Linked DNA regions of Homo sapiens: region 1 is linked to region 2. The links are chromatin loops, found by intact Hi-C in ENCODE. Cell type or tissue: psoas muscle. All regions are shown on one strand. Links, peaks and the distances in the headings refer to the core of each region. The heading gives the core; the rest is flanking DNA. Region 1 overlaps DDC (dopa decarboxylase). Region 2 overlaps GRB10 (growth factor receptor bound protein 10).

The links. A loop is a pair of places that touch in the nucleus more often than their neighbours do. Peaks named below come from ENCODE experiments on the same cell type or tissue, not always from the same donor. Only the 100,000 strongest peaks of a DNase experiment are listed, where the experiment ranks them.
Region 1: a loop joins it to region 2, with 2.3 times the contacts of the local background. A loop is called at or near these places in 7 of 110 quality-filtered maps.

What each region holds. Positions count from the first base shown.
Region 1 is chr7:50,500,046-50,505,420 of GRCh38, reverse strand. It overlaps DDC (dopa decarboxylase), which reads left to right. Exons shown (of 15, transcript NM_001082971.2): 7 at 1,362-1,428. Among named protein-coding and RNA genes, the nearest start is that of DDC-AS1, 29 kb to the left of the region's middle. RefSeq lists enhancers at 2,539-3,038, 2,776-3,070, 3,039-3,540. In psoas muscle, for the core only: no CTCF peak of the experiment used is centred there; DNase peaks (open chromatin) are centred at 320, 640, 2,210 and 3,060; H3K4me3 peaks cover 903 bases; H3K27ac peaks cover 4,569 bases.
Region 2 is chr7:50,655,460-50,660,834 of GRCh38, reverse strand. The region is part of intron 7 of GRB10 (growth factor receptor bound protein 10); the gene reads left to right. Among named protein-coding and RNA genes, the nearest start is that of DDC, 93 kb to the right of the region's middle. RefSeq lists an enhancer at 1,246-1,415. In psoas muscle, for the core only: a CTCF peak has its summit at 3,102; DNase peaks (open chromatin) are centred at 1,954, 3,434, 4,164, 4,504 and 1 weaker place; H3K4me3 peaks cover 538 bases; H3K27ac peaks cover 4,424 bases.

The DNA of each region.
Region 1 (5,375 bases), core at 48-5,047, 160 kb after region 2:
CAAATTTAATTCTATTCCACACTCTTGTCGCATCTGCAAAGAAATTTCATTATCTAGACTGCATGACATCCATAAATCAATTAGGCCCTTTGGTTTTGTAAACATAATGTGCGTTTTGATCCTTTGGAGAGAGCTGTTTCAATTCAGCAATAGGTTTCAGCATCTATGCAATGTCCAGCAAAGTGCAAATGCTCAGCCCAACACAAAACAATGAGACAGGGTCCCTGGCTTTGGGAGCATCATGGGTCTGGAGGGAGAGACAGACATGTGTGTGGGGACAACACAGTCAGGCTGTGCCAGTGCGATCGTGGCACCACAAGGTCCTCAGAGCTCGGGAGAGGCCGCAGTGACTCCCAGCCCGTATTTTCTGGGTTGTGTGACTGACAGCACTCAATGCTTTCTCAGAACATCCCTTTTAAAATTATTTTCAATGTCAGCAGTGTTTTCTCATGACCTCCTGAGGATTTAATTAATCTTTGGGAACAGTATCATTCAGAAAGAGAAAGGCAGCGGATTAAAGCTGGTAAATGATACTCTTGCTCAAAATCCTAGTGTGACTCTTAACTGATGCCAAAGTCTGTTCTGAAAGAAGCATTCCATGAGTGCCTTGGGCAGTCTGGGCCCTGCTGGAGGGAGACTCATCTCTACTGCGCTTGCTCTGCTCTGTGCATTGCACATGGGTGTATGCACACACACACGTGCACACACACAGACACACACACACCCCCCCAAACTAGGAAAAAATCCCAGGCTTCTGCTCCATAGTAGTAACTATGTTCTTACATTCTCTATATATGTATATATATACACACACATATATATATAGAAAATAAAATATATACACTTGTGTATATTTTAATTATAACTTAATTATAAATTTAATTAGATTATAATTAAATTAAAATGTATATATGGAATATAAGAACATAGTTACACTAATGTTACATAGAACGTTAATTAAAATTTAACAAAAATATACACACATACATATATATGTATATTTAATAAAGTAGAATATAGTATATGTATATTTACTAAAGTAGAATATAGGTATCATTGTCCAGGTGGTAGATTGCTTCATGTCTGCCCCAAGGCACCCTGGAAAATCTTTTGCAACTTCCCGGTTTCTAACCTCAGAGCTTAGTTTTCTGTCTGCAAATCTGTTTCTCTTAACCTGTTATGATGCTTTCACCCAAAGATTCAATGTGCATCCATGGGCTTACGTTTCCATGTAGCAGACATTCATTGGGATCTCGGCTCATGGCCCCAGGTTGGACCATGGGGCAGCAGTTGCTTGTGTGGAGGTTACAGCGGTGACTGGCACCTGGGGAATAAAAGGCTGTCTGCTTTTTACCCTCTAGATGGTTGCCACCCTGGGGACCACAACATGCTGCTCCTTTGACAATCTCTTAGAAGTCGGTCCTATCTGTAAGTATCCGATTCCATTTTCTTTTTGGAAAATGTTCTCTGTACACGGGGAATTTAGCAAACCTTCCTCGTTGATCTCTTTCTTGTCGTTAACTTCATATTGTGATGGTTTGCCCAGCTCTTCTCGTATTTGCAATAACACAAACCTCATTAGCTTGAACTCCACAAACTCAGAATTTGGGCTAATTGGAAAAGAACTGAGCTTAGTTCTACCAACACACTATTTGTAAGAAAAAAAATCCGAGCAATATAGAAGTTATGTAAAATTGCAGGTTATGTTGGCCCTGTTGAGGAGAATAAACTCTTCAAAATCTTAGAGTAACCACCTTCATATGTGGGTCGTGCATACACCTGATATGAGAATTGTCCACACTTGAATTTAATTCTTTGGTATATCCCTTTTTCACCTTTTTTTGGAATTACTGAATGCAGTTAAGAAAATTGCTGAAGGTAGTTTAGCAAATCAACACAATGAAACTGGATTTCGCCAAGGAATAATCTGTGCTTCAGATGTTTTCCTGGTCACTCTCACCTCCTCCCTTCCTCATTCAGAGATCCTAGGTTTTCTCATTGAGACTAGGATGCTGTGTTTTCAAAAGGTGAATGTGAATGAGCAGCTCTGTTTCTAGAGTTTCACCTTTGACATGTAGCTCTGGGAACTCAGCAGGTCTTGAAGCTGCTTCTGTGGACAGAAGAACCCTCGTAGGGCAGGGACACTGGCTCAGGGGGCTCCCCCTTTCTCTGTCCCTCTAGGATGGGAATGTTCTGACCGCTCGGCTGTGAGTGGAGCTGCCCAAGTGGGGCCTTCAGATCACATACCTGTGGCCTGTGCCAGATCCCACAACAGCTACCAGGGAATTGGCTTCCTCCTTAGTCTGCACAAGCCAAGCACAGTTCTCACCTCTCCTAACCCAAGAGTCACCCATAGTCCATACTCAGAGGAGTGGACCCTCCTCTCCTGGGCGTTGGCCTCCCTTCTTGGGGTCAGCAGCTGGGGAAGGCCGGTGCTGAAGGTGCAGGTGCCTTTGTGTGAGCTAGACATGAAATTGGTGACAAGGAAGCTAGGGTGCAGCCCAGGATCCACCCCTGAATCTTACATTCTGAGCTTCATTTATGCTGTCTGTAAAGTGAAGAGAAAAACCCCACTTGTGCTCATAAAATAACAAGATTTCCCCACACGATTATTCAGAGGATAAATTAATGCAGGGAAAATGCACCATCCCAAAGGTAGAGTGCATTGCTGCACAGCAAGGAATGCAGTGCTGGGAACTACTGGGAGGTGGGTGGCATAGACTTACCCGCTCTCACAGGGTTTATGCTCCACCGTTTATGCTCTGTGGCACACAGCTGTAAGAACAACTGGCGGGAAGTGGTCGTGCACAGCCCCGGGCTGGGGAGAAGGGATAGAACTGGCTGACTCAGGACTGCAGCCACAGCATTGGCCTCATCAGCTGCAAACCTTCATCAGCTCAGCCAAGCAACTTGGAGTCCTCTGACTCAGATGTCAGGCTAAGAACTGAATGTCCTGGCCAGTAGCTGGCTGATGTAATTCCCTAGGGCTATCGGATTTAAAGGGCCGAGGTCTTCTGCTGGATAGAGCCCACATGGCCTGCTGTCCCCTGGGCCAAGTGTGGGCTGCCCGCTGGACCATGGAGATGACAGCCAGCGTGTGTCACCTGCCAGTCACAGTCCCCTGGATGGATCCAGCTCAGGCCTTCCTGCTATCTGGGGCCCCCTCTTCTTTGTAGAGGCTGGAGGCTGTGCACAGAGCTTGATTTATGATTTGTTTGGTTTGAAACACTGAGGTTGCTTTTGGGGTTGTGCAGAAGGAGCTGACATGGGTGAATGCCAAAACCCTTTCATCCATTGGCAGAATGCATAGGGGAGGTCAGTTTTGACAATTCCTTTTTTTTTCTTTATTTTTGAGATGGAGTCTTGCTCTGTGGCCCAGGCTGGAGTGGCACAATCTCAGCTCACTGCAACATCTGCCTCCTGGGTTCAAGTGATTCTCCTGCCTCAGCTTTCTGAGTAGCTGGGATCACAGGCACATGCCATCATGCCTGGCTAATTTTTGTATTTTTATTAGAGATGGGGTTTCACCATATTGGCCAGGCTGGTCTCAGACTCCTGACCTCAGATGATATGCCCGCCTCAGCCTCCCAGTGTGATGGAATTACAGGCGTAACCCACTGTGTCCGGCCAACATTTCCATTTTTATTGATGGTGTTATATTACTAACTGTTGGTGGTACCTTAACAATTAAGTCAGCACCCTTTTACCTACTTTCCCTCTCCTGCTACCATTTTCCTATCACCAGATATTTAGCATTCTCCAACTCCAAGCGGGACTGTTCTGAGATCCTGAGCTGACCTTATTCTATATATGATTAGAATAATCTAACATAATTCAGATAAGTTATTCACCCACCATCATTTGACAAAGAAAACAAATCAGAAGATGGTTTTCTTCCAATTGCTGCCTTAGGAAAGACATTTTCTTTTTATTGCATTTGAAATGATTTGCCAGTGAGGGTATTCAGATTGGTCTGCTTGGATGGATCAGTTGTCTGGCAGGTTTTACTGAGAAGATGGAATACAAAAAGTGGATAGTTGAAGTCAGTTAGGTTGCCGATGGGGAAGTGGGGAAACTGAGGACGAGGGTATGGGCTGAGTTGGGGAGGCCATCTCAAGGTGTGAGGAAGGGAATAGCACAGGGCAGGCAGCCAAAGCTGCATCCTGAGGTGCCAGCATAACTGAGAGAGGACGTGCAGCTGGAGGGGCAGCCAGGCCTGCCGCAAGTTCCTGGGAAGTCTCAGAAGGAAAGAGTCACTGACAGCAGGAAGCTGGAGGGGTGTGAGCCTGTCCCATCCCTCCCCACTGAGGCAGCCTTGCCTCAGGGCTAGGTGTGCCCCTGGTGCATGCAACTTCTCAAGCTCTGGCCGAGGGTCTCTGTGTCTGCCTGGTTCCTAGATGGGCCGTGCTATGCAGTGTGTGCTGTTAGTGGATCACATATGAGATGCAGAATGCAGAATGCAGAGGCATGCCCACAGCTCCATGCATCCCCATGGAAACCAGAGAAGCCCTTCAGAGTCCACTTCCTTTAGGGGTCTGTAAGTTCCCTTCTGCAGGAGTTGTAGGCCAACTGCAAGCTTAGAGAGAACACAGTCCTCCACAAAGCTGATAAAAGACATAAGGCGTTTCAAAGCTTTGACTCAGTTTAATCATCAGGATGAAAGCCCTCAGTTGGATTAAGGTCAAGTGTGTCCTGCGGACACGGATATCCACCCCAGGGCATGGGAGGCCAAAGGTCACAGAGCAGTGTGGACCTGAACCGAGGCTTAGGGGCTCATCACTTCCCCCAGAATCAGTCTCACCTGGTGCTTGCATAACCCCAGATGGATGCAGCAGTGAGCCAGGAAGAGCACAAGGCCTTAGGATTTGCAGAGTTTCTCCCTGAGGAGTCACTCAGTAATCATGGGATGTCCATGCCTGTAGCTCAGATCAGCGGTAAGGTTGAGAAAAACCTCAGATCACATCATAAGATAGGTGTAAATTTGAAGCTTGCTGTAGTCTGAACGTTTGTGTCCCCCGCAAAGCCCATTTGCTGAAATTCTAACCTAAGGTGATGGTATTGGAGGTGGGGCCTTCCAGTGGTAATGAGGTCAGCACAGTGGAGCCCTCCTGATTGGAACTGTGACTAATTAGTGCCCCTGAGAGTCTCACGCCTCATTGCACAATGAGCACCATGGATGGTGAGTGAACGGTGAATCCATGGATCCCTACAAATGCATATGCTGACCCTGACACCTACCCCACGGTACCCTGACACTGGTATCCACCCTGTGAGGTGAGGGTGGCTCGCGCCCTCTCTGTGGTCCTTCACCCTTCAACTCTTACTCTCCTGGGTGCCTAGGGCTGAGAGGCAGCAACCATGGAAGCCACATTTAT
Region 2 (5,375 bases), core at 233-5,232:
GGATAAGATGCTGCGCCATCACAGGATGGTCCCTTGTGGCTTCACGCACGCAAGAGTCAGCATGAGGTGCACTTCAACTCATCCCGCCATTTTCAAGTTAAAATCCTCTGTCCTCGGCCCCCCTCACACCTGCATCTCTAACTCCTTTCCTTCTGCTACTGCGTGGCTCCTGTCTCCCAACGGAAGCCACCTGCCTGTAACCATTTCCCGTCTGCACCGAGAGGCCACGGTGTGGAGGGGGAGCTCCTGCCCACGGCACTTGGAAGGTGCTGGGGCAGAACCCAGCTCCAGCGCTGATGTGTGGCAGCATCTCTGGAAACTTCCATTTCCTGCTCTGTCTGAGGAGGCGGGGCCCTGCTGATGTCTCTGTGTCTTGGAGCTCAGGACAGTCAAATCTGCACCACGGCTGCCTCCCCTCTTGCCGTGTGAACGTGGCAGGACGTCCACTCCACCCCACTTCCTGCATGGACATGGCTCCATGGCTGTGCCCTACCTCCCTTCCTGCATGAATGCAGCACCACGGCTGCACCCCCCACTTCTGTGGTTGTGGCATGATGGCTGCACCCCCACTTCCCATTTGAATGCGGCACCGCAGTTGCGCCTCCCTGCCACTTCCCCTGTGGACGCGGCATGATGGCTGCACCCCCTACTTCCCACGTGAACACGGCACCGCAGCTGTGCCCCCATGCCCCTTTACTGCATGAACGCGGCACCACTACTGTGCCCCACCCCTTTGCCACGTGATCACTGCCTTCATCAGGAGTGACCACGAGACATGTGCTCTTAAGGAACCTGAGGCCCAGGGAGGATAAAGTCATCTTCCAAGGTCATTGACAAATACATCACAAAAAGTGGGTTTAGACTCAGGACCCGAGCTTCTAGCTGTCTTCTCAGTGTGCCACAGCAGTGCCCCAGACGACAGAAATGCATTTCAGTACGCCTAAGTGAACTCTCAACTTGTCATTCAATTACTTATGAGGGGACGCGTGAATCCCTGAAACCGTGCAAGCAAAACCCACACATGTAGCAGATCCCATTGCATTGCTCACCATCATTTATGCCCTCCGGCGTGGCCACCACTGAAGGATGGATGTTCTAACCTTATGGTCCTGTAATATGCTCCTCTAGGTGAGGGGCTGTCCTGGACAGGCTCTAGACAGAGATGAGTTTGCTCTACTGTCTGCCTTCCAAGACTTGGGCTACCCGGAGAAGAGACGTGGGCACACACACTATTGCACAGCTGCTTAGCTCAGCATGGGAGATAGGTGCAGGACCCAGAGCGACCTGGGAGCAGCCCTGCGTCCAGCCTTGAGCGTTGGCAGGTTCGGGTGTCCTCGGTGACTGTGAGCATTGCATTTGAGCCAAGGCTTTAACAGCAGGGTGGCCAGGACATGTTTTTTTCAAAGGGGGGCTTGGCTAGGCTCCCTCAGCTCTCCGTGGTTTGAGTAGGGTCTAGCTTTCTGGGTTTCAGTCTTCCTCTGGCGTTGCTGAGGTGACTGAGATCTCTTCACGTTTTTTACCTCTCATTTTCTAGAATGCCAGTTACCTGAGTTGTCCTGAGGGGGAAAAAGCCATGCAGGTTCAGTAAGTTTGGGAAATTTGGCATCGTCTATCGTTTTCTTGGCAATTCTACATTTCCCGTTTGATTTTAGAGGATCTGAAAAATCTTACAGAAAAAGAAAACCTACCTATTCACTCAAGCTAAGCTAGAGCATCTGAAACATTTGTGATCACAGAAGTGCTTTAGAGACAGCACCTGTAAACTTTACACAGAACGCACTTTGGGAAAGGGTGCTAAATTGCCCATGATTATTTTTAAAATGGTGAATGTCATCCTCACTTTTTTAGACTTTTCTGGCAGCTTTGCTAAAGCGGAGGTCTCTCACAGCTCTCTAGGGACCGCAGCCCCTGCAGTCTGAGAATAATCCCGAAGGCCCGACGTGACGGCACCTGCATGTTCCCGTGTTTGCATCAGAGCAAGTGATGCAATTGCAGCGAGGCAGTCGTGACCTGGAGCAGACCACTTGTTTGGCTAAATATGACACAGGAAATCAGTGCAGGAATCTTATGTGAAATCCCAACTACTAGTGTTTCTCCGGAGTACAAATATCTTTTAAAATATAAACCTCTGAATTTGAGGGGCCTAAAACAGATATTTTACTGTAGCATTGAATACCTCTTGATATCTATAGCTGTCAAGAGCATTGGAAATGTGAGCACTTAAATTATATACGTCTTTCACAGGAAGAATCACCATAGTTTTGCCAAAAATCTAAGTCTGTGCCTTGCCCACCTGTGGCCATCTACGTGAGGCTCCTGTGGACTCAAAGGCAAGGGCAGTGTGCAGTCATTGGTTATCGGTGGCCATCAGTGCTTTCACAGAGACCGCCTATTTTGCTAGCAACAGGAAGTAATTTTCCTTGGCAAACTGATTTGCTAATTCTTGCTGCTGCTTTGACTCGAAATTTCATCAGGTAAGGGGGAACCACTAGACAATGCACTTTCCCCAATTTACCTACCTGACAGCTTCTGCCATAAATGACTGCGAGCAAACAGCCTGCTGGTTTGTGTTTGGTTTTGAGTAGGAATCCACAGTTCACCCACTGGAGAAGCCTGTTACACTCACTGAACGTGGACATTGGCGCTTTATTTATACCTGTGAGCAGCCACGGAGGGACTTTTCTTTTCTCCTGCAATAGGCGCATGTGGCAGGTCCACCCAGTTTAGGATAAAGTGTTCTAGAGTTTACAGTCGAGAAGTGTTAGGCCTCTGGGTCTTGGTTGAGACCCAAGATGAGATGGGCCATCTAGGCCACTGCCTGGACAATGGCCATCTCTTTTCCTCCATGTCTTTTCTGTTTTTCTTTCCTTAGGCTCTCGCCTCAGTCTCTTAACTGGCTGAAGGACAAGTAGTTTGAGTAATAAAAATGTAAAAAAGAAAAAAAAAAGAATTAGTGGAGGAAACCAAGTGAAAGTGTTTTGAAAATCCAAAAAATTCACAAGAGAATTTGGTAAACATCCTCCCTCTGCTGTTGGTGCCAAGTCTGGACATTTCTAGGAAAGAGAGCACAGACATAGTCCCTGTGTGGGAAGGTTTACAAGTACATACCCTCTGCTGGTGATTTTTATTTTTTGGTCCCTGAGAGAACCAAATGCTAATGACTAACATGGTTTATCTTTTACTTTGCCCTAAAATAGCATCTTCGCTGTCATCTTACAACAGAGATTCTCTAGAATCAGGGCAGTAGTTTCTAGCCCTATTTATAGAACCCTGGCATCTTCAGATTTATTTATATGAGGAAATCCCCGAAAAGATTTAAATGGGAACACCATGTACCGGCGCACATTCCTCTCTTTTTGTTCACGGGTAGTGTTTCCGCTCACACAGTCCCTGGTCTCTCTGCAGAATCCTGGAAGGGAATGAGAAGCAGTGTTGCCATGCCAGGAGCCGCGGGAACATCACAGACACTCGAGGAAGTGGGAAGCAACATTGCTTTCTTCTTCATTTAACCTTGGAGCCTAAGTGTGACTGCCCTTTTGACTCTGACCATTGAACTGGCACAAAAACAGTATTGTAACAGTATTAAAAACAAAGTCAGCTCTTTCCATCTGCCCAGAGTTTGGTCGAGTTCCTGGCCCCTCGGCATTTTATCAGGTTTTAGTAAAGGTGGATATAATTTTAGATATGTTTTCAGTTATTTAACATCTCATAAGTATTTTCTGTGTTTCTTAGTGTGGTCTTCCTAAAAAACACTCATGATAGCTGATACCTACATTGATGAGTACCGATTTGTGCCATATTTACCTACTTCACAGTGACCAGATAATTTGCATTGTCGTCCAGTGTCTGTGCTATAAATGATGCTTCACTGGGTGCCTGGAGTGCAGCTGTTGCCACATTTTGAATCCTTTCCCCAGGGTAGACCCTAGAAGTCAGATTCCTACTAAAAGGTTGAGGATGTTTTATAGCTCAGGATGTGTGTTGCTATATCTGTCTGCAAAGACCTGCTTATGTTGATTACCACATCCGGGATAGAGTGAGTTTCGGGACTTCCGAGCCCTGACCCCATTCCTGGAGCCTTTCTCCACCTCTGCATTCTCCCTAATGAGAGAGTGGCTCAGAGGCACCGCATGGTAGCACACGGTGGCTTTGGAAGCCTGCCTTCCCCAGCAGGGGTGGAACTCTGTGTCCCAGGTGGTCAGCAGCTGTTTGCAGGGACTCCAGGATTTGTGTCTTCAGAATACCGCAGACACCTTAGCAAGCCCTCTGGCTTTTCCGTGGCTATTTCTGGGTGTATAGTAATTTTATGACAAGTCAGGCCTGTGTGGCCCTGCAGTGACAGGGATGAAGGAAGAAGAGAGTCTAGTGGCGTTTGCATAGGCTACTGCATAGTCACCACATCGGGTCTCTGACCTTATGAGCTTAGAGATCTCCAGCATGTATTGTTCCAGTAGTTACACATCCTGTCTTTTTCAGCTGTGCAGCACAGCTCACTGCCGCTGCCTCCCTGACATGGTCTCAAGTCCACAGGATCGCCCTGGGACGGAGGATCAGAGTGACCGATAGCAAGCAAGGACCTTGGGTCTGCTTGTCTAAACCCCTCACATGTGTGCACATCTCACACTCTGCGCTCAGCCCGCGCCTGTCTCCTCAGGGTTCCAACTTCCCCTACCAGGACACAGTCAGGAAATAACGCCCTTACTGTCCTCTGTTCCTCTCTTGTGCCCATTCACTGATAGATTTTAGGTGGTTTCTACATGCAGGTACTGCCTGGGTGCTGGGGTCTGAGGCTGGCAGGGCAGACACAGCCTTGCCCTCTGGGAGCCCATAACCCAGTGAGAGAAACCAATGCTAATCACCTTATAGAGGCACATTATCACAGACAGTTTCCAACATGCTGCCAGGACATTCCATCATGTGGGGAGAGCTATCAGTGGGGCCGAAGATGAGGAATCCTTAAGTGCCTTGGAAGGCATACAGTGTTCCAGAAAGAGGGAATGAGGACAGTTGAGGAAGGCACAGGCACCCTGGATGGTGGCTGAGATAGTATAGAGGAGGCAGCGCCTAGGAAGCCAGGGCCTTAGGTGTCCCAGGAAGAGATTGGTCTCCAGGGCAAAGGAGGTCTCTGGCAGAGAGGGGAAAGCAGCTTTGTACTTTGCTTTGCCTGCTGCAGTGTGAAGGATGGACTGGGCTGGAGGAGGTGTGGGATAGCCGGTTGGGATGCAGGTGCAGGAGATGCTGACGTGTTATCTGGACTAGGGCAGTGGAGTGAAGTTGGACAGCTGAGTGCATCTAAGTAAAATTGGTAAGATGTGATTTATTGATTTCTCATAGTTTTCATGGTCTGTAAGACAACTTGCAGTTCTGTGTTTCCT